Regions from separate parts of the Homo sapiens genome. Here region 1 is linked to region 2. A link is an interaction called in ENCODE POLR2A ChIA-PET data of the cell type or tissue named here. Cell type or tissue: OCI-LY7. All regions are shown on one strand. Each heading gives the region's core, and the rest is flanking DNA. Links, peaks and the distances in the headings are about the cores only.

Evidence for each region. ChIA-PET counts read pairs that join two places held together with the same protein. Peaks named below come from ENCODE experiments on the same cell type or tissue, not always from the same donor. Only the 100,000 strongest peaks of a DNase experiment are listed, where the experiment ranks them.
Region 1: POLR2A ChIA-PET joins it to region 2 with 5 read pairs; 4 of 35 experiments call an interaction of 5 or more read pairs at or near these places.

What each region holds. Positions count from the first base shown.
Region 1 is chr22:17,330,129-17,340,445 of GRCh38, reverse strand. No RefSeq gene overlaps it. Among named protein-coding and RNA genes, the nearest start is that of CECR2, 34 kb to the left of the region's middle. RefSeq lists enhancers at 1,904-2,073, 7,705-8,205, 8,206-8,706 and a silencer at 9,746-9,923. In OCI-LY7, for the core only: no CTCF peak of the experiment used is centred there; no DNase peak of the experiment used is centred there.
Region 2 is chr22:17,269,913-17,280,229 of GRCh38, reverse strand. No RefSeq gene overlaps it. Among named protein-coding and RNA genes, the nearest start is that of CECR3, 8.3 kb to the right of the region's middle. RefSeq lists an enhancer at 9,739-10,317. In OCI-LY7, for the core only: a CTCF peak has its summit at 7,892; a DNase peak (open chromatin) is centred at 4,689.

The DNA.
Region 1 (10,317 bases), core at 1,439-9,438, 60 kb before region 2:
GTGCCACCATGCCCAGCTAATTTTTGTATTTTTAGTAGAGACGGGGTTTCACTATGTTGGTCAGGCTGGTCTCGAACTCCTGACCTCATGATCCACCCGCCTCAGCCTCCCAAAGTGCTGGGATCACAGGCGTGAGCCACCAGGCCCGGCCTTTTTTTTTTTTTTTTTTTTTTTTTTTGAGACAACCTCTCACTCTGTTGCCCAGGCTGGAGTGCAGTGGCACAATCACAGCTCACTGAAGCCGTAACCTCTTGGGCTCAAGTGATTCTCCCACTTCTACCTCCTGAGTAGCTGGGACTAGAGGTGTGTGCCATCACACCTAGCTAATTTTGTTTATTTATTTATTTATTTTAGAGATGGGATCTCACTATGTTGCCCAGGGTGGGTTTGAACTCCTGGGCTCAAGCAACCCTCCCACCTCAGACTCCCAAAGTGCTGGGACTACAGATGTGAACCACTGTGCCCGGCCTCCAAAATTTTTTAAAAAATTAATACAACAAAGATTTTTTGAGTGTGTAATATTTGCTGTGAGAATATTAAAGAAGTAAAAGGCATGGTTTTTAATCTCAAGAGAGGCTTTCAATCTATTGTATAGGGAGATACAACTTTGTTCCATGGAATGAATGTAAATAATACAAGCAAATTCCTGTGAAATGTAAAGGCAAGTGGAGGAGAGATGGCATAATGTCTGTGACAGAACACTGGACCAGGAGCTGGGAGGCTTGGTTCCTGCTTATCACTTGCTACCCGAACAAGGTAACCTTGGAGAGATCGCTTAATCTCATTTGGTAAAATCAATGTTTTGATTTTATTGCCTACTGAGATTCCTCTCAGCTCTTTGATTCTATAAGTAAGTGCTATGGGATACCGAAAGGGAGCAATGACCGTGGCTTAGAGTTGCTGGAGGAAAGCTCATGGTGAAGGTGAAATCTGAGCTGAACTTAAACTAGAGGTGAGGTCCGGATAGCCAGGAGAGGAGGCGGAAAGGCATTTCAGATATGGGGAACAACATCAACAAAGGGACAGGCAGAGACAGGATTGGGCAGGCGTGCTTGTGGGGTGGACTAAACAAGGCTATCTTCAGTGGAGAATGTTTGTTAGAGAAGATTGGGAAACAGCTCGGGTAGGTTGCCTAGGGCCAGGAAGGACTTAAGAGAGACATATTGAAAGCAGTGAAGCTATTTTAGGATACTTGCAAAAGCCAGGAATGAGGTAACGAGGGCAAAGATTAGCTTTGCACCAGTGGGAAGTCAGAGCAATGGGTGATGAGAAGCTGCAAAGATAGCATCAGGAACCTGGCTTGGCCATACAGGCTGCAGGAGAGGAAATTAGTCAAAAACACCTCTTAAGTTTTAGACCAGAGAAAGTGCACAGATCAGGTTCTGACCCAGGTTCCCTTGCCTCCAGGAGACAGAATGGGATTCCCCAGCAGTAGGAGTGAAGACTACTGAAGCTCTTCCATACGCCACACTCCCGAGGACTCCTGCAAAAAACCTTTTAGAGACTATGTTAATTTAGTTTTTGTTTTTAGACACAGGGTCTCTCTATGTCGCCCAGGTTGGACAGCAGTGGCTATTCACAGGAGTGATCATAGCTCACTGCAGACTTGAACTCCTCCCCTCAAGAGTTCCTCTCATGTCAGCCTGCTGAGTAGCTGGGGCTACAGGTGTGTGCCACAGTGCCCAACTCATTTTTTATTTTTTAATAAGATTTTCTAGTGTACTTTAAAATTCTCTGAGCTTGTAATATATTTTGAAAGTTTCAAATTTAACTTAATCAAGGAACTCATATGATTTCCTCTAGTCTCTTTAGAAATTAAAAGGTGTATTAAATTAGTAATATCCAAATGTAAAGATCCGAGGAAGACAAACATTGGTTTTATATGGATGGATTTTGTTAAAATAACATTGCTGGCGTGTTTGCTTCAGGAAGGTGATCTGGGTTGCTATTGGCTAGAGGTGAAAGGAAGATGTATTACTGATTCCCAATAGAATATAGAATACTTAAAATAAAAATCTAAACTATGAAAGCATACTGAAGAGAAATATCTTTTTGTTTTTTCTGAGATCAGATCCCGCTATGCTGCTCAGGCTGGTCTTGAACTCACAGGCTCAAGCAATCCTTCCTCCTCAGCCTCCTGAGTAGCTGGGACTACAGGTGCATGTCACCACACCTGGCTAAAAGAAATACCTTGTTGGTTTATTACATTTATTAATTTACATGTATTCATTCTTCAACAAATACTCCTGGGTCAAAAATTATGCTATGATGCTATAAGCTGCAAAAAACAAACAAGAAAAAAGGCAATGTTTGTTACCTTCAGGAAACTTATACTCCAGGAAGGGAGACAGAAGTAAGCGAACAACTATGCTGTAATTTTATTAGTCACGGTCCAGCAAGATACAGAGGCACACTCCGATGGAATTCAGAGGAGAAGGAAACGAAGGACTTTTTACAGCGGGGGAGCAAGGTTAAAGGAACCGATGTGGGATGTTGAGGCACTCAGGAACCAGAAAAGACACGGAGCCACTGTCACCGCCAGGCCTGAAGGGGCACGGGTGCGGACAGTGTGAATGGCACCCTAGAGAGAGATAGGAGAAGGGACTGCCCTGCCAGTGCGAGAGTCATGGAGAAATGTAGTCAGTGCCAGAGCTAAATACCAGGAACACAGCAGAGCAGGAAACATCCCATCCCTCTCTCCTCCTGCCTTCTGAGCCCTCAGTGGTCCCTCCAAGTGGCCCAGCCACTTAGCACCCAGCCAACTGGCAAGGGAGCCCGAGTGATAGGTCCGCAGGGATCAGTCTGTTGCGATGGAGAAGAGGCAGAGAAAGGATGGCAAGGGCCAGAGAATAACCAGCTCAACAATGTACTATTCTATGACAAAGGCAGAGAGGACAGAAAGTCAGAAGACCCTGCCAGAGAGGGACCAGGCTGCTAGAGATGGGACCTAGGCACAGCTCTGGAAACCGCTTTTGTGAGCAGAGACAGACACAAGGGTGGAGGGATGGAGCACTTGCCAGGTTCAGGATTAACTTGGCTACAGGTAACAACAACAGCAGAAGTTACTTAAACAATATAAAATGTGTTGTCACCAAGGAAGACAGGTGTGGAGCTCTACAGTAGGGAGAGGCCAGGCTCCTTCTAAGAGCCCTACTGCTCTACTGTCCTCAACACACAGTTTCTACCTCCCGATGCCATCAGCCCTTGTGTCCCATTAGCAGGAAGGAGAAGGAGCAGTTTCATGCCCAGTTGAAAATCAGGGCTTCTATTCTGAGGGAAGAAGGAGAGGATGGATGTTGGAAGATAATTCACAATTTCTGCCAAAGGAAGGGGTAAAGGTGGAGTGATTCCAAACAGATGCCTTGCCTCAGATGGTTAACCATTTAAAGTAAACTAGAACCAGGCGCAGTGGCTCACACCTGTAATCTCAGCACTTTGGGAGGCCGAGGCAGGAGGATTGTTTGAGCCCAGGAGTTTGAAACCACTCTGGGCAACATAGCAGGACAGTGTTTCTGCAAAACTTCTCTTTTAAATAGCTGGGCATAGTGATGCACGCCTGTGGTCCTCAGTACTAGGGAGGCTAAGGTGGGAGAATTGCTTGAGCCCAGGGGATTGAGGCTGCAGTGAGCTATGATCACGCCACTGCACTCCAGCCTGAGCAACAGAGCGAGACCTTGTCTAAAAAAAAAAAAAAAGTAAATAAATAAACAAAGGCCAAGTGCCGTGTCTCATGCCTGTAACCCCAGCACTTTGGGAGATCGAGGAGGGTGGATTGCTTGAGGTCAGGAGTTCAAGACCAGCCCAACCAGCATGGTGAAACCCGGTCTCTACTAAAAATACAAAAATTAGCTGGGCGTGGCGGCACGTGCCTGTAATCCCAGCTACTCAGGAGGCTGAGGCAGGAGAATCACTTGAACCCAGGAGGCGGAGGTTGTAGTGAGCTGACATCGTGCCACTGCACTCCAGCCTGGGTGACAGAGAGAGACTCTGTCTCAAAAATTAAATAAATAAATAAATAAATAAATACTAGAAGATTACTTAATACAAATGGAAAATCATTTTTCCGTTGACAAGGCAATAGGTATTATGGGAAAGTTGAAGAATCAGGAATCAGAAATGCTGAGTTCTAGTTCCCCGTTTGTTATTTACTAAGCAAGGGACCTTAAGCAAATCAGTTCACTTTCTGCATCTCGATTTCCTCATCTGTAAAATGAGCAAGTCTGTCTCTTTAAAGGTTCCCCTTTCTGTGTTTGCCAAAAAAAAATGTTTTCTCTATGCTAATACCAAGATTCACAGACGCTGTAAAATAATAAGATTATAGTCAGTTCAAGGTGAAAAACCTTGAGTTGCCGTGTTAATATAATCAATTTAAATGATACAGGTTTAGTTTTTTTTTTTTTTTTTTTGGTTCTTTGCTGCTCTGAAAGGTCCTCAAAAAGTCTAGAAACATTCCAATTATAATATTTTGGGAATGTATACACACCCAAATGAAAAAAAAATTGTATGTATGTGTTCTCAAAATATTTCTAGTGGAAAAATTTGAAAATTATACTGAATTTTTCAGAATGAAGTAAAAATGTAGACACTACATTGATAGTTTAACAAGCAGTCCTTCTTTTTTTTTTTTTTTTTAAGAGAAGTCTCGCTCTTGTCCCCCAGGTTTGAGTGCAATTGCTCAATCTTGGTTCACTGAAACCTCTGCCTCCCGGGTTCAAACGATTCTCCTGCCTCTGCCTCCCAAGTAGCTAGGATTAAGTCGCCTGCCACGCCCAGCTAATTTTTGTATTTTTTAGTAGAGACGGGGTTTTACCATGTTGACCAGGCTGGTCTCAAACTCCTGACCTCAGGTTATCCACCTGCCTCACCGTCCCAAAGTGCTGGGATTACAGGCGTGAGCCACCGTGCCCAGCCAACAAGCAGTCCTTCTTAAAAATGAGTTGACCATCTGGCCAGGTGCAGTGGTGGACGCCTGTAGTTCCAGCTACTCAGGAAGCTGAGGTGGGAGGATCACTGGCTAAGCCCAGGAGATTGCAGTGAACCGAGATTGCACGACTGCACTCCAAGCTGGGCGACAGAATCAGACCCTGTCTCAAAAAAAAAAAAAAATTAGTTGACTAATAAGAGAATAGAAGTTAGTAAGAGTATCTGTTAGATATTATTTCCTATTCAAACTGGGTTCCTCCTGTTTATACCCAGAGCTGACCTGGAGCAAACTTTCTTTTTTGTTTGTTTGTTTGCTTTTGAGACAGAGCCTCGCTCTGTCACCCAGGCTGAAGTGCAGTGGCATGATCTCAGCTCACTGCAACCTCGATGCCGCACCCCCCACCACTCCCTGACCTGGGTTCAAGCGACTCTCCTGCCTCAGCCTTCCAAGTAGCTGGGATTACAGGCGTGTGCCACCACATCCAGCTAATATATATATATATATTAGTAGAGACAGGATTTCCACATGTTCCCCAGGCTGGTCTGGAACTTCTGAGCTCAAGCAATTCGCCCGCCTCGGCCTCCCAAAGTGCTGGGATTACAGGTGTGAGCCACAGCATCTGGCCTACCAGTATTAACTTAAGTAATCTAGAGATGTATCTGGTAAGACATTGTCCCCATATAGCCTAGAGAATCGGGGGGAGACATAAATAATTGAAATGAACGATTAAGCGTTCTCAATATTAAGGTAAGTGGAGGGCATGATGTGATCCCAGGAAATGAGCTTGATAAGTAACATAGACATTTCACTAAGGTAAGATTTTGCCACCAGCTCGGCCCAGTTGCACACTGTTTGGAAATACAGAGTCTTTCCATCCTAGAGTGGTATTGCGGTTGGTGATATGATATAGAAACAAATGCCTCCACACCTCCTGATCTGCTTTTGCAGACCTCCAGCCTCAGTCCCTGAAGTCGCCGACTCTCCTGCATTGCTGCGTCTAGAAAGGAATGCCTTCCAGGTGATCCAGGCTCTGATACGGTGGAATATAAACAGGTTAATCAATAATAGCCCAGAAATGGACAAACTCTCTGAGCTGCAGCGGACCTCCAGTCAGTCCCTCCTGTTGTTGATGACAAACGGGGGGTTTGCACTGGAGAGGCACAGGTGGCCCAGTCATTCGTGCAGGCTCTGAGCAGCCTGCCTGGGTTGTAGCTTGGCTCCAGCGCTCCTGCTAGCTGTGTAACTGAGGCCGATTACTTCATCCTGAACACTTCCAGTTCCTCATCTATAGAACAGGAATAGCAGCAGCAACTTGTCTCATGGGGTTGGTGAGGATTATTAATTATTACATACACAACACCTGGAGCAATGCTTAGCACACAGTGAGCTCTCAACAAAGGACAGGGATTATTGTTATTGCTGGTGCGCTTGGTGCTGAGAAGCTTGCTCATACCCTGGGCCCAGAGGAGGAAAATGGGTGGTCTTTACCTCAGTGACATGAGCCCTATTCTTATAAAATACAGGCGATAAGGCCTCTGCTTCAGCACAGGTGTAATTAAGGCAAAACAACATAAAACCAAAACAAACAAACTTCAATGTGCTAAGGCCCTGAAGAAAGGGAAGGAGAGAACTCATTTAACTCATTTTAAATTTTTAATTTTTGTGGGTATATAGCACGTGGTATATAATGAGAACTAATTTTTTTTTGTTGTTTTTTAGATGGAGTTTTGCTCTGTTGACGAGGCTGGAGTGCAAGGTGCGATCTCAGCTCACTGCAACCTCCACCTCCTGGGTTCAAGCGATTCTCCCGCCCCAGCCTCCCGAATAGCTGGGACTACAGGCGCGTGCCACCATGCCTGGCTAATTTTTGTATTTTTAGTAGAGACAGGGTTTCACCACCTTGGCCAGGCTGGTCTCGAACTCCTGACCTTGTCATCCACCCGTCTCGGGCTCCCAAAGTGCTGGGATTACAGGCGTGAGCCACCGCGCCGGGCCGGAGAACTAATTTCTATAGACTGTCTCCCATGGGCTGCATATGTGGGGAGGGGCTATGTAAAAAGGCTAGCTCCTTTTTACATAGGAAGAAATTGAGAACCAAAGAGGTTTTTCAAGCATACGTAGCCAGCAGCATTGGCAAGTCTATAGCGACAAAAGCCCCTAGGGTGGGGGCTGAGGGAACTAGTTGGGGAGGTTTGGGGAAAGCGGGAGTGACATTAACAGGTATGGGATTCTTTTCTAGGGAAGAGGAAAATGTTATAAAATGGATTGTGGTGATGGTCGCACAACTCTGAATATACTAAAAACCATGTAATTTTATACTTTATATGGGTGAATTATATGGTTTGTGAATAATAAAGTGGTTTATTGGGAGGCTGAGGCGGGCAGATCACTTGAGGTCAGGAGTTTGAGACCAGCCTGGCCAACATGGTGAAACCCTGTCTCTACTAAAAATACAAAAAACAGCTGGGCATGGTGGCGGGCGCCTGTAATCCCAGCTAATCAGGAGGCTGAAGCAGGAGAATCGCTTGAACTGGGGAGATGGAGTTTGCAGTGAGTTGAGATTGCGCCACTGCACTCTAGCCTGGGCGACAGAGCAAGATCCTGTCTCAAAAATAATAAAATAAAATAAAGTGGTTGAATAAGAAAAAGTCCCCAGCCAGGAGGCATCAAAGCCTGGATTCAGACTAGGGCCAGGCCTGGGCGCTTTTCATTCCTGTCCCTCTCACAGAGATTGGAGCATGGGAACCCTCTCCAGGAGACACTACGCAGAAAAATCGTCCTCCATCCTAGAGATGGGCGGTTAAAGAAGATGCTTAGGGGCCTCAGGAGATGAAGTCTGTGAGCCATCAGCCTTTTGTGGCTCATGGCTTTCTTAAGAATAGCCAGGAGAGTGGGCCTCACCCAGTCCCGCCTCTGTGGGGAACAGCCCTGCGTTGTAAAGGAGGGTTTCCTGGGAGGGGCCCAGCAAACTAGAAATGGAGTGGCTCGCGAGTGAGCTATTGTAAGCTCAGAAACCTGGACACCGCCTGTCGCCTCTGTGATTTTTATTTCTCTTGTTTATTTTCTTTTTGGCTTTCCTTAACTTTTAGGAAAGTTCCTTTGGTACATTCCCACTAGTCCCAACTGTGTTCAGGAGACAGGAAGACTTGGTGTTTTCCATGCTTGGGCCAGAGGGAGGTGAGGAGGAGACTTACTACTACTGCGGGCCAGGGCAGCCAGAAGCAGCAGACGGGCACCCAGCCCCTCAGGTGCGCCAGTTAGGAGGGCTTCCCAGTCAGCTGCAGACGCTCTGTGACCTCCCAACAGCGGCTGCCTCCCTCTGCAGGCCCCTGTGAAAAGGGAGGACGTCAGAAGACCACCCCTTTCATGATTCCGGAGGCAGGGCAGAATGGCAGTCATCTTTGTTGCATTGGCAAATTCATTCCTTTAGCCCAGTTTTATTCGATTTATTTGGCCAAGGAGAGAGAATTTGGAAGTTAGTATTATGTTTAAGCCAAAACTAACAATACTGGCACTTTATATACTATTCCTGACTTTTTGTTTGTTTGTTTATTTTGCTTTTGTTTTTTGAGACAGTCTCTGTTGCCCAGGTTGGAGTGCAGTGGCGCAATCTCTGTTCACTGGCACCGCCACGCCTGTCTAATTTTCGTATTTTTAGTAGAGACTGGGTTTCATCATGTTGGCCAGGCAGGTCTCCAACTCCTGACCTCAGGTGATCCGCCCCCCTTGGCCTCCCAAAGTGCTGGAATTACGGGCATGAGCCACCGCGCCTGGCCTATTTAGTAGTTTATTTAATTTATAATTTGCCTCTTTTTTGTTTTCATTATTTTCATTTTTTTTTTTTTTTTTTGAGACAGAATCTCACTCTGTTGCCCAGGCTGGAGTGTAGTGGCACAATCTCAGGCTGGAGTGCAGTGGCACAATCTCGACTCACTACAACTTCCACCTCCCCAGTTCAAGTGATTCTTTGCCTCAGCCTCCTGAGTAACTGGGATTACAGGTGTGCACCACCACACCCGGCTAATTTTTGTATTTTTAGTAGAGACAGGGTTTCACTCTGTTGGCCAGGCTGGTCTCGAACTCTTGACCTCAAGTGATCCACTCACCTTGGTCTCCCAAAGTGCTGGGCTTCTGGAGGCGGAGGTTGCACTGAGCGGAGATCGCACCACTGCACTCCAGCCTGGGCAACAGAGCGAGACTCTGTCTCAAAAATAAATAAAATAAATAATAAAGTAAAGAAAAACATTATTTAAAAAAAAAAGCGCTGAGCTTACAGGCGTCAGCCACCGTGCCTGGCCTATTATTATTATTTTTTTGAACAGAATCTTGCTCTGTTGCCCAGGCTGGAGTGCAGTGGTGGCACAACGCCAACCTCAACCTCATGGGCTCCAGTGATCCTCCAGCTTCAGGCTCCTGAGTAGCTGGGACTACAGGCATGTGCCAGCACACCCGGTTAATTTTTAAATTATTATTATTATTTTTTGTAGAGACAGAGTCTCACTATGTTGCTCAGGCTGGTCTTAAACTCCTGAGCTCAAGGGATCCTCCCCACTCAGCATCTCAAAGTGCTGGGATTACAGGCGTGAGCCACCACGCCTGGCTAATTTTAAAAAATATATATAAATACAGATGGTGGTTTTGCTATGTAAAACAGATGTTAACATGTAAAGAAGTGCTGCAATGAATTGTTTTGATGAGAAGAATCACCACTGAAAATGTATTGTACTTACACTTTTTTTTTTTTTTTTTTTGAGACAGAGTCTTGCTCTGTCGCCCAGGCTGGAGTGCAGTGGTGGGATCTCCGTTCACTGCAAGCTCCGCCTCCCGGGTTCACGCCATTCTCCTGCCTCAGCCTCCCGAGTAGCTGGGACTACAGGTGCCGCCACCATGCCCGGCTAATTTTTTTGTATTTTTAGTAGAGACGGGGTTTCACCGTGTTAGCCAGGATGGTCTCGATCTCCTGGCCTCGTGATCTGCCTGCCTCGGCCTCCCAATTTACACTTTTTATTTTCTTTTTCTTCTGCCCAGGCTGGTCTCAAACTCCTGGGCTCAAGCAATTCTCCAGCCTCAAACTGTGCTGGGATTACAGGTATGAGCCACCATGCCTGGTCTTTTTGTTTAAGGTACCTTACATACATACAAAAAAAGAAGTTTGAAAGAATTGTACGAGTTAAATCATTGTATGAATTTAAACATTTGAGAAAAGCAGATGCTAACATGTAAAGAAGTACTGCAATAAATTGTTTTGATGAGAATAATCAGCACTGAAAATGTATTGTATTTACACTTTTTATTTTCTTTTTATTTTTTTGAGACAGAATCTCACTCTGTCGCCCAGGCTGGAGTGCTGTGGTGCGATCTTGGCTCACTGCAACCTCCACCTCCCTGGTGCA
Region 2 (10,317 bases), core at 1,470-9,469:
GACAGGGTTTCATCATGTTGGCCAGGCTGGTCTCGAACTCCTGACCTCAGGTGATCCACCCGCCTCGGCCTCCCAAAGTGCTAGGATTACAGGCGTGAGCCACTGCACCCGGACAAAGAAGAGTTTTCTTTTTTTCTTTCTTCCATTTCCTGGGTCCTTCTCCATGCCACTGCACTCCAGCCTGGGAGACAGAGCGAGACTGTCTCAAAAAAAAAAAAAAAAAAGGAAGTGGGGGTTTTTGTTTGTTTGTTTGTTTTGATACAGGGTCTCACTCTGTCACCCAGGGTGGAGTACAATTATGGCTCACTGCAGCCTCAACCTCCCAGGCTCAAGCTATCCTCCCACCTCGGCCTCCCTGGTAGCTGGGATCACAGACAAACGCCACCATGACCAGCTGATTTTTGTATTTTTAGTAGAGACAAGGTTTCACCATGTTGCCAGGGCTGGTCTCAAACTCCTGGCCTCAATTGGTCCTCCCACTTCAGCTTCCAAAAGTGCTAGGATTACAGATGTGACAGATGTGAGCCACCGTGCCCGGCCAGAAGTGGCCTGATGGTATGAGAGGAGGAGTGGGGGGGTTGGCAATCTGCTCTTTTCCAAACAATGCTGATTCTTTTTGCAACCATGAGGACAAGGACTGCTGGAGAAATCCATCCCCATCTTTCCTTTAAAATGAGACTGTACTGCCTTGGATTGCTACTTTCATGTGCTCAGAAACGAATCATGGAATGTAAAGTGAGTGTTAGAAACAGGAATACTACAAATACTACGCTTGTGGGAAGGTTCCCAGAGCTGATGTCCTCAGGGAGGATGATGGAGAGAAAGGGAAGGTTCCCAGAGCTGATGTCCTCAGGGAGGATGATGGAGAGAACAAGGGACAGGGAAGGCAAAGGGAGAGGCCTGGAGTTGCAGGAAGGAAAAAAGGAGAAAAAGAAGGGTTCTCAAAGAGAAGTGTCAGTAGAAAAAGAAGCTGTTTGGGAAAACTGGCTTCTGATGGAGTGATGATTTAACTGACGGCCTAGGGAAGCCATAAAGGAGGTCAGTTAGGAAAAATGCTACAGCGTAAGCAGCCTCCATTCCGGAAAATTTCCTCAGGACCAGTGCAAAGAGCAAGGGAAGGGAAAGGAGCTAAAGAAAGCAGAGTAAGCCAGGCGCAGTGGGTCACGTCTGTAATCCCAGCACTTTAGGAGGCTGAGGCAGGCGGATCACCTGAGGTTGCAAGTTCGAGACCAGCGTGACCAACATGGAGAAACTCCTGTCTCTACTAAAAATACAAAATTAGCCGGGCGTGGTGGCGCGTGCCTGTAATCCCAGCTACTCAGGAGGCTGAGGCAGAAGAATTGCTTGAACCCAGGAGGTGGAGGTTGCAGTGAGCCAAGATCGTGCCATTGCACTCCAGCCTGGGCAACGAGAGCAAAACTCCATCTCAAAAAAAAAAAAAAGAAAGAAAGAAAGCAGAGTAAGACTGGGCTTGGTGGCTGAAGCCTGCAATCCCACCCCTTTGGAAGGCCGAGGCGGGCGGGTCACCTGAGGTCACGGGTTTGAGAACAACCTGGCCAACAAGGTGAAACCCATTTCCATTAAAAATACAGAAATCAGCCGGGTGTGGTGGCACATGCCTATAATCCCAGCTACTCAGGATCTCCTGCCTCCTACTGAGGCAGAAGAATTGTTTGAACCCAGAAGGTGGAAGCTACAGTGAGCCAAGATTGCGCCACTGCACTCCAGCCTTGGTGACAGAGCGAGACTCTGTCTCAAAAAAACAAAAAAGGGCCGGGCCGGGTGCAGTGGCTCACGCCTGTAATCCCAGCACTTTGGGAAGCCAAGCAGGCCGATCATGAGGTTAGGAGTTCCAGACCTGCCTGGCCAACATAGTGAAACCTTGTCTCTACTAAAAATTAAAAAAAAAAAAATCAGCCTGGCATGGTGGTGGGCACCTGTACTTCCAGCTACTTGGGAGGCTGAGGCAGGAGAATCACTTGAACCCAAGAGGCAGAGATTGCAGTGAGCTGAGATCACGCCATTGCACTCCAGCCTGGGCGACAGAGTGAGACTCCGTCTCAAGAAAAAAAAAAAAAGAGTGCATTGTGGTTTTTAAATTAATATTTTCCCAAAGGATATGTATATATACATATATATATAAAATCACCATGTTGGCCAGGCTGGTCTCGAACTCCTGGCCTCAGGTGATCCACCTGCTTCAGCCTCCCAAATTGCTGGGATTACAGGCGTAAGCCACCGCGCCCAGCCCACAGTGCACTCTTGTTTTGAATAATTAAAACAAATAAAAATACATTTGGGGTTTCTCTGAAAAGCATTCTCTAAACAGTGCCTTCTTTCTTCCAGTCCCTCCCCTCCCCTGATGGTGCTCGGCCTGGGAATGGGATATAACACAAACATCCTGAAAGCAAAGCAAATACTTTCTTTCTCCCTAAGCCCCCTATATATATTAGACACAGGGTCTCTCTCTGTTGCCTAGGCCGGAAGGCAGTGGTGATCATGGCTTACTGCAGTCTCAACCTCCCAGGCTCAGGTGATCCTCACACTTCAGCCTCCTGAGTAGCTGGGACAATGGGCTTGCTCCACCACACTAGCCTTTTCTTTTTTCTTTGTAGAGGCAAGTTCTCACTCTATTGTCCAGAGTGGTCTTGAACTCCTAGGCTCAAGCAATCCTCCTTCCTTGGCCTCCCAAAGTGCTGGGATGACAGGCATGAGTACCTGGCCACAAAAGGTATTTTAAATCCAGTTCAATATTAACGGTCAAGATCAGGCAAGGTGGCTCATGCCTATCATCCCAGCATTTTGGGAGGCTGAGGCGGGTGGATCACCAGAGGTCAGGAGTTTGAGACCAGCCCCGCCAACATGGTGAAAGCCGGTCTCTACTAAAACTACAAAAATTAGCTGAGCGGCCGGGCGCGGTGGCTCATGCCTGTAATCCCAACACTTTGGGAGGCCAAAGCGGGCAGATCACCTGAGGTCGGGAGTTTGAGATAAGCCTGGCCAATATGGTGAAATCCTGTCTCTACTAAAAATACAAAAATTAACTGGGCGTGGTGGCATGTGCCTGTAGTCCCAGCTACTGGGGAGGCGGAGGCAGGAGAATTGCTTGAATCAGGAAGCAGAGGTTGCAGTGAGCCGAGATTGAGCCACTGCACTCCAGCCTGGTGACACAGAGAGATTCTGTCTCAAAAAAAAAAAAAAGAAAAAGAAAAAATTAGCCAAGCGTGATGGTGCATACCTGTAATCCCAGCTACTCTGGAGGCTAAGGCAGGAGAATCGCTTGAACCCAGGAGGTGGAGGTTGCAGTGAGCCAAGATCATGGCACTGCACTCCAGGCTGGGCAACGGAGTGAGACTCTGTCTCAAAAAAAAAAAAAAAAAATTAATGGTCAAATCTTTAAAAATTATCAGAAGGTTTTGACTATCGGTTTCTTTTCTTTTCTTTTCTTTTTTTTCTTTGAGACAGAGTCTCACTCTGTCCCAGACTGGAGTGCAGTGGCACCATCTCGGCTCACTTCAACCTCCACCTCCTAGGTTCAAGCTATTCTCCTGCCTCAGCCTCCTGAGTAGTGGGAATTACAGGTGCATGCCACCATGCCTGCCTAATTTTTGTATTTTTAGTAGACATGAGGTTTCACCATGTTGGCCAGGCTGGTCTCAAACTCCTGACCTCGTGATCTTCCCGCCTCAGCCTCCCAAAGTGCTGGGATTACAAGCATGAGCTGCTGTGCCTGGTAGACTACTGGTTTCTTTTCTTTTCTCTTCTCTTCTTTTCTCCCCTCCCTTCTCCTCCCCTCCCCTCCCCTCTTCTCTTTTCTTTTTTGAGACGGAATTCGCTCTGTCATCCAGGCTAGAGAGCAGTTGCATGTCTCGGCTCACTGCAATCTCCTCCTCTGGGGTTCAAGTGATTCTCCTGTCTCAGCCTCCAGAGTAGCTAGGACTACATACGCGTGCCACCATGCCCAGCCAATTTTTGTGTTTTTAGTAGAGACCGGGTTTCACCAATTTGGCCAGGCCGGTCTCGAACTCCTGACCTCAAGTGATCCACCCATCTCGGCCTCCCAAAGTCCTGGGATTACAGGCATGCGCCACTGCACCCAGCTATTGTATTATTGTATTGGTTTATCTTCTTTCTTTCTTCCTTTCTTTTTTTTTTTTTTTTTTTTTTTTTTTTTGAGACGGAGTCTCGCTTTGTCACCCAGGCTGGAGTACAGTGGCATGATCTCGGCTCACTGCAACATCTGCCTCCCGGGTTCAAGCAATTCTCCTGCCTCAACCTCCTGAGTAGCTGGGATTACAGGCATGTGTCACCATGCCCAGCTAATTTTTGTAGTTTTAGCAGATATGGGGTTTCACCATGTTGGTCAGGCTGGTCTCGAGCTCCTGACCTCGTGATCCACCCGCCTCGGCCTCCCAAAGTGCTGGGATTACAGGCATGAGCCACCGCGCCTGGCCTATTGGTTTATTTTCTAAAACAAGACAAAATAAGGCCGGGCGCGGTGACTCAGTCCTGTAGTCCCAGCACTTTGGGTGGCCGAGGCGGGCGGATTACCTGAGGTCAGGAGCTAGAGACCAGCCTGGCCAACATGGTGAAACCCCGCCGCTACAAAAATACAAAAAAAAAAAAAAAATTAGCTAGGCATGATGGCAGGTGCCTGTAATCCGAGCTACTCAGGAGGCCGAGGCGGGAGAAGCGCTTTAACCTGGGCGGGGCGGGGCGGGGCGGGGAGGGCGGCGTGGGGGCGGAGGTTGCAGTGAGCTGAGATCGCACCACTGCACTCCAGCCTGGGCGACAGAGCGAGACTCCGTCTTGAAAAAAAAAAAAAAAAAAAAGGAAGAAAGGCTGGGCAGAGTGGCTCACGCCTGTAATCCCAGCACTTTGGGAGGCTGAGGCAGGTGGATCATGAGGTCAAGAGATGGAGACCATCCTGGCCAACATAGTGAAACCCCGTCTCTACTAAAAATACAAAAATTAGTTGGGCGTGGTGGTGCTGGCCTGTAATCCCAGCTACTCTGGAGGCTGAGGCAGGAGAATCCCTTGAGCCCAGGAGGCAGAGGTTGCAGTGAGCTGAGATGGTGCTACTGCACTCCAGCCTGGGCGACAGAGCTAGACTCCGTCTCAAAAAAAAAAAAAAAAAAAAATAGCTGGCGCGGTGGCTCACTCCTGTAATCCCAGCACTTTGAGAGGCCAAGGCCGATGGATCACTTGAGGCAGGAGTTCGAGATCAGTCTGGCCAATATGGTGAAACCCCGTCTCTACTAAAAATACAAAAATTACCTTGGTGTGGTGGCACATGCCTGTAATCCCTGCTACTGGGGAGGCTGAGGCAGGAGAATCACTTGAACCTGGGAGATGAAGGTTGCAGTGAGCTGAGGTTGTGCCACTGCACTCCACCCTGGGCAATACTCTGTCTCAATAAAAAAATAATAATAATAATAAAAGGAAATAATAATAATAATGAGGTCAGGCACGGTGGCTCATGCCTGTAATCCCAGCACTTTGGGAGGCCGAGGCGGGCAGATCACCTGAGGTCAGGAGTTCGAGACCAGCCTGGCCAGCATGGCGAAACATGGTCTCTACTAAAAATACAAAAATTAGCCAGCCATGGTGGCGGGTGCTTGTAATCCCAGCTACTTGGGAGGTTGAGGCAGGAGAATCACTTGAACCCGGGAGACGAAGGTTGCAGTGAGCTGAGATCGGGCCATTGCACTCCAGCCTGGGCAAGAGTGAAACTCCATCTGAAAAAAAAATAATAATAATAATACATCTAGTGTCAGTTTAATAAAATAACTAAAATAGGCCGGGCGCGGTGACTCATGCCTGTAATCCCAGCACTTTGGGAGGCTGAGGTGGGCGGATCACGAGGTCAGGAGATGGAGACCATCCTTGGTCAGGAGATCGAGACCATCCTGGTTAACACGGTGAAACCCTGTCTCTACTAAAAAAAAAAAAAAAAAGAAAGAAAGAAAATAACTAAAATAATTTAAGTGTTTTGTAAATAATTGAAGTGGAAGATTAAATGTTCTGACTCAAATTGTCAAATAGAAGATAACTGTGCAGTCAGAGAAGTAGCTTCTTTCTTTTTTTTTTTTTTTTTTTTGAGACGGAGTCTCGCATTGTCACCCAGGCTGGAGTACAGTGGCGCAACCTCAGCTCATTGCAAGCTCTGCCTCCCGGGTTCACACCATTCTCCTGCCTCAGCCTCCCAAGTAGCTGGGACTGCAGGCTCCCGCCACCACGCCCAGCTATTTTTTTTTTCGAGACAGAGTTTTGTTCTTGTCTTTCCCAGGCTGGAGTGCAATGGTGTGATCTTGGCTCACCGCAACCTCCGCCTCCCAGGTTCAAGTGATTCTCTTGCCTCAGCCTCCCAAGTTGCTGGAATTACAGGCATGCACCACCACGCCCAGCTAATTTTCTGCTTTTAGTAGAGACAGGGTTTCTCCATGTTGATCAGGCTGGTCTCGAACTCCTGACCTCAGGTGATCTGCCTGCCTTGGTCTCCCAAAATGCTGGGATTACAGGTGTGAGCCACCGCGTCCGGCCCTGGCTTCTGTCTTTAACCAACCCTAAACACCTAAAGAGTGCTTATTAATTGCATTTTATTTCATAGGATTCTTCTAGTTTGAATTTTTCAACAAGGCAAGAGGGAGGGACGTCAAAGTCCCTGGAGACGCGAAAGCTACAGCACTCCACTGTGCACTGTGTTTTGCACCAGGGTGCACCTACAGATAGAACGCTGGGATTCGAGTCACCACAAAAACAGTACCTTCCACAGAAATTCCTATTTTGAGGGTGGACTTCAGTTCACAATTAGACACCAACTCTAAGAAAGCAGTTTTTGTGGTGTGTGTTTTCTCTTTTGTTTCGTTTATTTGTTTGTGGGTACATTGGACTATCCTTTATTTGGAGAGATGGCAGCCAGACCTAGAGAAAGCTGAAATTCTCACTTGCTAGTTAGATAAACATCGGTTCTTGTCACCCCAATCATCTAGATTGTGTGACAGATTTTGTCAGGGGCAGGCCTCACTGGAGTTCAGCTTTCAACAAAGCGGAGGGGATTGGTTGTGTCAAGGATATTTTAATTGGCTGTCTACATTGTGTGGACTCATTAGATAATTGCCAACCTTCTTCACTTTCTGTTGGGTAGACCTGGCTACAGAAGACAGCGTTTGGAAAAGAGATTAGTAAGAAGAGAGGCTGCTGGGCTGGAGAGCTCCTGGCAAAGGGGGACAAACTTGCAGGGAGGGTTGGGGTGGAAAACAAAAGGCCCTGAGCTGGGGAGAAACATCATGAGAGAACAGGAAGGACTCTGGCTGGGGGTGGGATTGGAAACTTCCTCAGAAATCAAGGTTCAAAGAAGACAGTGAGGAAGTACAAATAGACTCATCAGGTCAGGCTGGACCAGAGAAGCTGTGGCAGACGCAGGTGGTCACAGATGCCAGGGAAGAGGCCAGAGGGGCCTCCCTTAGGAGGTAGCTCCGTCCTAGAGAGTTGTTTGTCCCAAAGGCTCCAGAGAAAATGAAGGGGGAGGGGTGGGGAGTGCTCATTCCCAGAGGGAGGGAGGCAAGCTTGGCAAATTCCAGCCCTGCAAGGGTGAGCCCGGCCTATCAGTGTCGAAGGAGGGCTCAGAGGAAGCAGAGGGAGGTGTCTCATCACCACTGCACCAGGGGGTAGGGACTGGGGAAGCAGGGCTGGCCCAGGGGGCTAAGGTCATCCTAGCAGGAGGGGGCTGGCCCAGTAGCAAATGGGCCAAGGTTCCAAATAGGACTTATTACAAGAAAAACAAAAACAAATTCAACATCGTTAGTGGTGGGTTCCTCATCTTTATCTGTTGTAAGTTTTCTAAAAAAAAAAAAAAATCTGAACTCCAACCCACCTTAAGTTCACCTTATTAAAAAGTAACCCTAGGTAAAATAGCACACAAAAAAAAGAGAGAAATAAATAAAAGGTAAGGGGGACCCAAAATATCTATCAATAAGGAAATCATTAAATAAATCATCACATCCTGGTGGATAAGAACTGTAATTGCAACTTTGGGAGGCCAAGGTGGGAGAATAGCTTGAGGTTGAGGGTTTGAGACCAGCCTGGGCAAAGCAGCAAGGCCCTCTCTACCAAAAATATAAAATTTGGTGGCATGGTGGTGCATGCCTGTAGTCCCAGCCACTTAGGAGGCTGAGGCAGGAGGATCTCTTGAGCCTGGGAGGTCGAGGCTGCAGTGAGCCATGATCACACCACTGCACTCCAGCTTGGACAACAGAGCAAGACCCTGACTCTAAAAACATAAACAAACAAACAAGTAAATAAATTATGACATCCAGACTAAGTAAAACAATGAAGCAGTTAAAAACAAAGAGAGAGGCCAGGCACGGTGGCTCACGCCTGTAACCCCAACACTTTGGGAGGCAGAGGCGGGCGGATCACCTGAGATTGGGAGTTCGAGACCAGCCTCACCAACATGGAGAAACCCCATCTCTACTAAAACTGCAAAATTAGCCAGGCATGGTCGTGCATGCCTGTAATCCCAGCTGCTCTGGAGGCTGAGGCAGGAGAATAGCTTGAATGAGGGAGGCAGAGGTTGCAGTGGGCTGAGAGAGCGCCATTGCGCTCCAGCTTGGGCGACAAGAACGAAACTCTGTCTCAAAAATAAATAAATAAATAAAAATAATAAAAATAAAAACAAAGAGAGGGCCGGGCGCAGTGGCTCACGCCTGTAATCCCAGCACTTTCGGAGGCCGAGAGGGGTGGATCACGAGGTCAGGAGATTGAGACCATCCTGGCTAACACAGTGAAACCCTGTCTCTACTAAAAAAAATACAAAAAATTAGCCGGGCGTGGTGGCGGGCACCTGTAGTCCCAGCTACTCAGGAGGCTGAGGCAGGAGAATGGTGTAAACCCGGGAGGCGGAGCTTGCAGTGAGCCGAGATGGCGCCACTGCACTCCAGGCTAGGCGACAGAGCGAGATTCTGTCTCAAAAAAACAAAAAAACAAAAACGAAAAACAAACAAGGATAGAAGCACATGTATTAATGGAAGATAAATTATTCAGTTAAAAGAAATTCTAGGCCAGGTGCAGTAGCTCATGCCTGCAATCCCAGCACTTTGGGAGGCTGAGGTGGGTGGATCACGAGGTCAGGAGTTCAAGACCAGCCTGGCCAAGATGGTGAAACCCTGTCTCTACTAAAAATACAAAAATTAGCCGGGCATGGTGGTGGGTGTCTGTAATCCCAGCTACTTGGGAGGCTGAGGCAGAGAATTGCTTGAACCCAGGAGGCGGAGGCTGCAGTGAACTGAGATTGAGCCACTGCACTCCAGCCTGGCGACAGAGCGAGACTCTGTCTCAAAAAAAAAAAAAAAGAAAAGAAAAATAAATTCTAGAAGAAATGTATGATTCCCTTTGGCATGCATGCGTGTCTGAGTTCAACAGGGGAAGCGCACATGCGACCGTCCACAGTGCTCATGTGAGGGGAGGGGCAGGGATTGAGGCAGCAGAATTAGGAGTCAAACTCCAAATTTGCCAGATCATCTACAAGGAGGGAATGACAGAGCCTGGATGTGCTTGTGGGAACCCCTGCGGAGTCCAGGCTATGTCTGGGCAGGTGTCCTCTCCCAGAAGGCTCTTTTTTTTGTGGAGAGGGTAGAAGCTGGAAATAACACGTTGTAATCGATAATAACAACGCAGGGGCTGGCAGTACTTTGGACGCCCAGTCTCCTCTCCTCTGGACAGCCACGTTGTCCAGGGAGAAATGAAGGGCTGTGGGTCAGGCCACAGGTAAGTCATGAGAAAGACCAGAATAAGAACTGTGAGTCAGCACCCACCTGGCTTCTTCAGACGCATAGTGGCTCCTGTCATCTTAGCGCCTTTGCTCTGATCGCCCCCGGAAGACAGTCCAGTCCTGGTTAAATTCTCTTCCTCTGAGCTTCAATGTCATTTCCTCCTGGCCCCCTCCAATCTCATTTACTTTGCTCCCGCTGTGGCACATGTTCATGGAAGCCAGACCTTCTCCTCATGGTGCACCGTCTGTCGTACTGTCTGTGTGGTTTTGCAGTCCCTCCCCAGACGGTGACTGCAAGCACCACAGGTCGGAGCAGGGACCTGCCCTGGCCAATTTGTTCACGGGCCACCTCCCCAGCCCTGCCATGGAGCAGTTGCTCAACAGATATTACCAGAGCTGGTAACTGCTGAAGCGAGTGCAGTCTCCACTGCGATCCCCTCTGTCTCAGACCTGGCATTGGGAATTTGGTGTTAAGTGGGTGTGGCTGCCAGGAAGGCACTGGAACAAAACCCTGCCCTGTGTTTCCTAAGCAGGTCAGCAGGTGA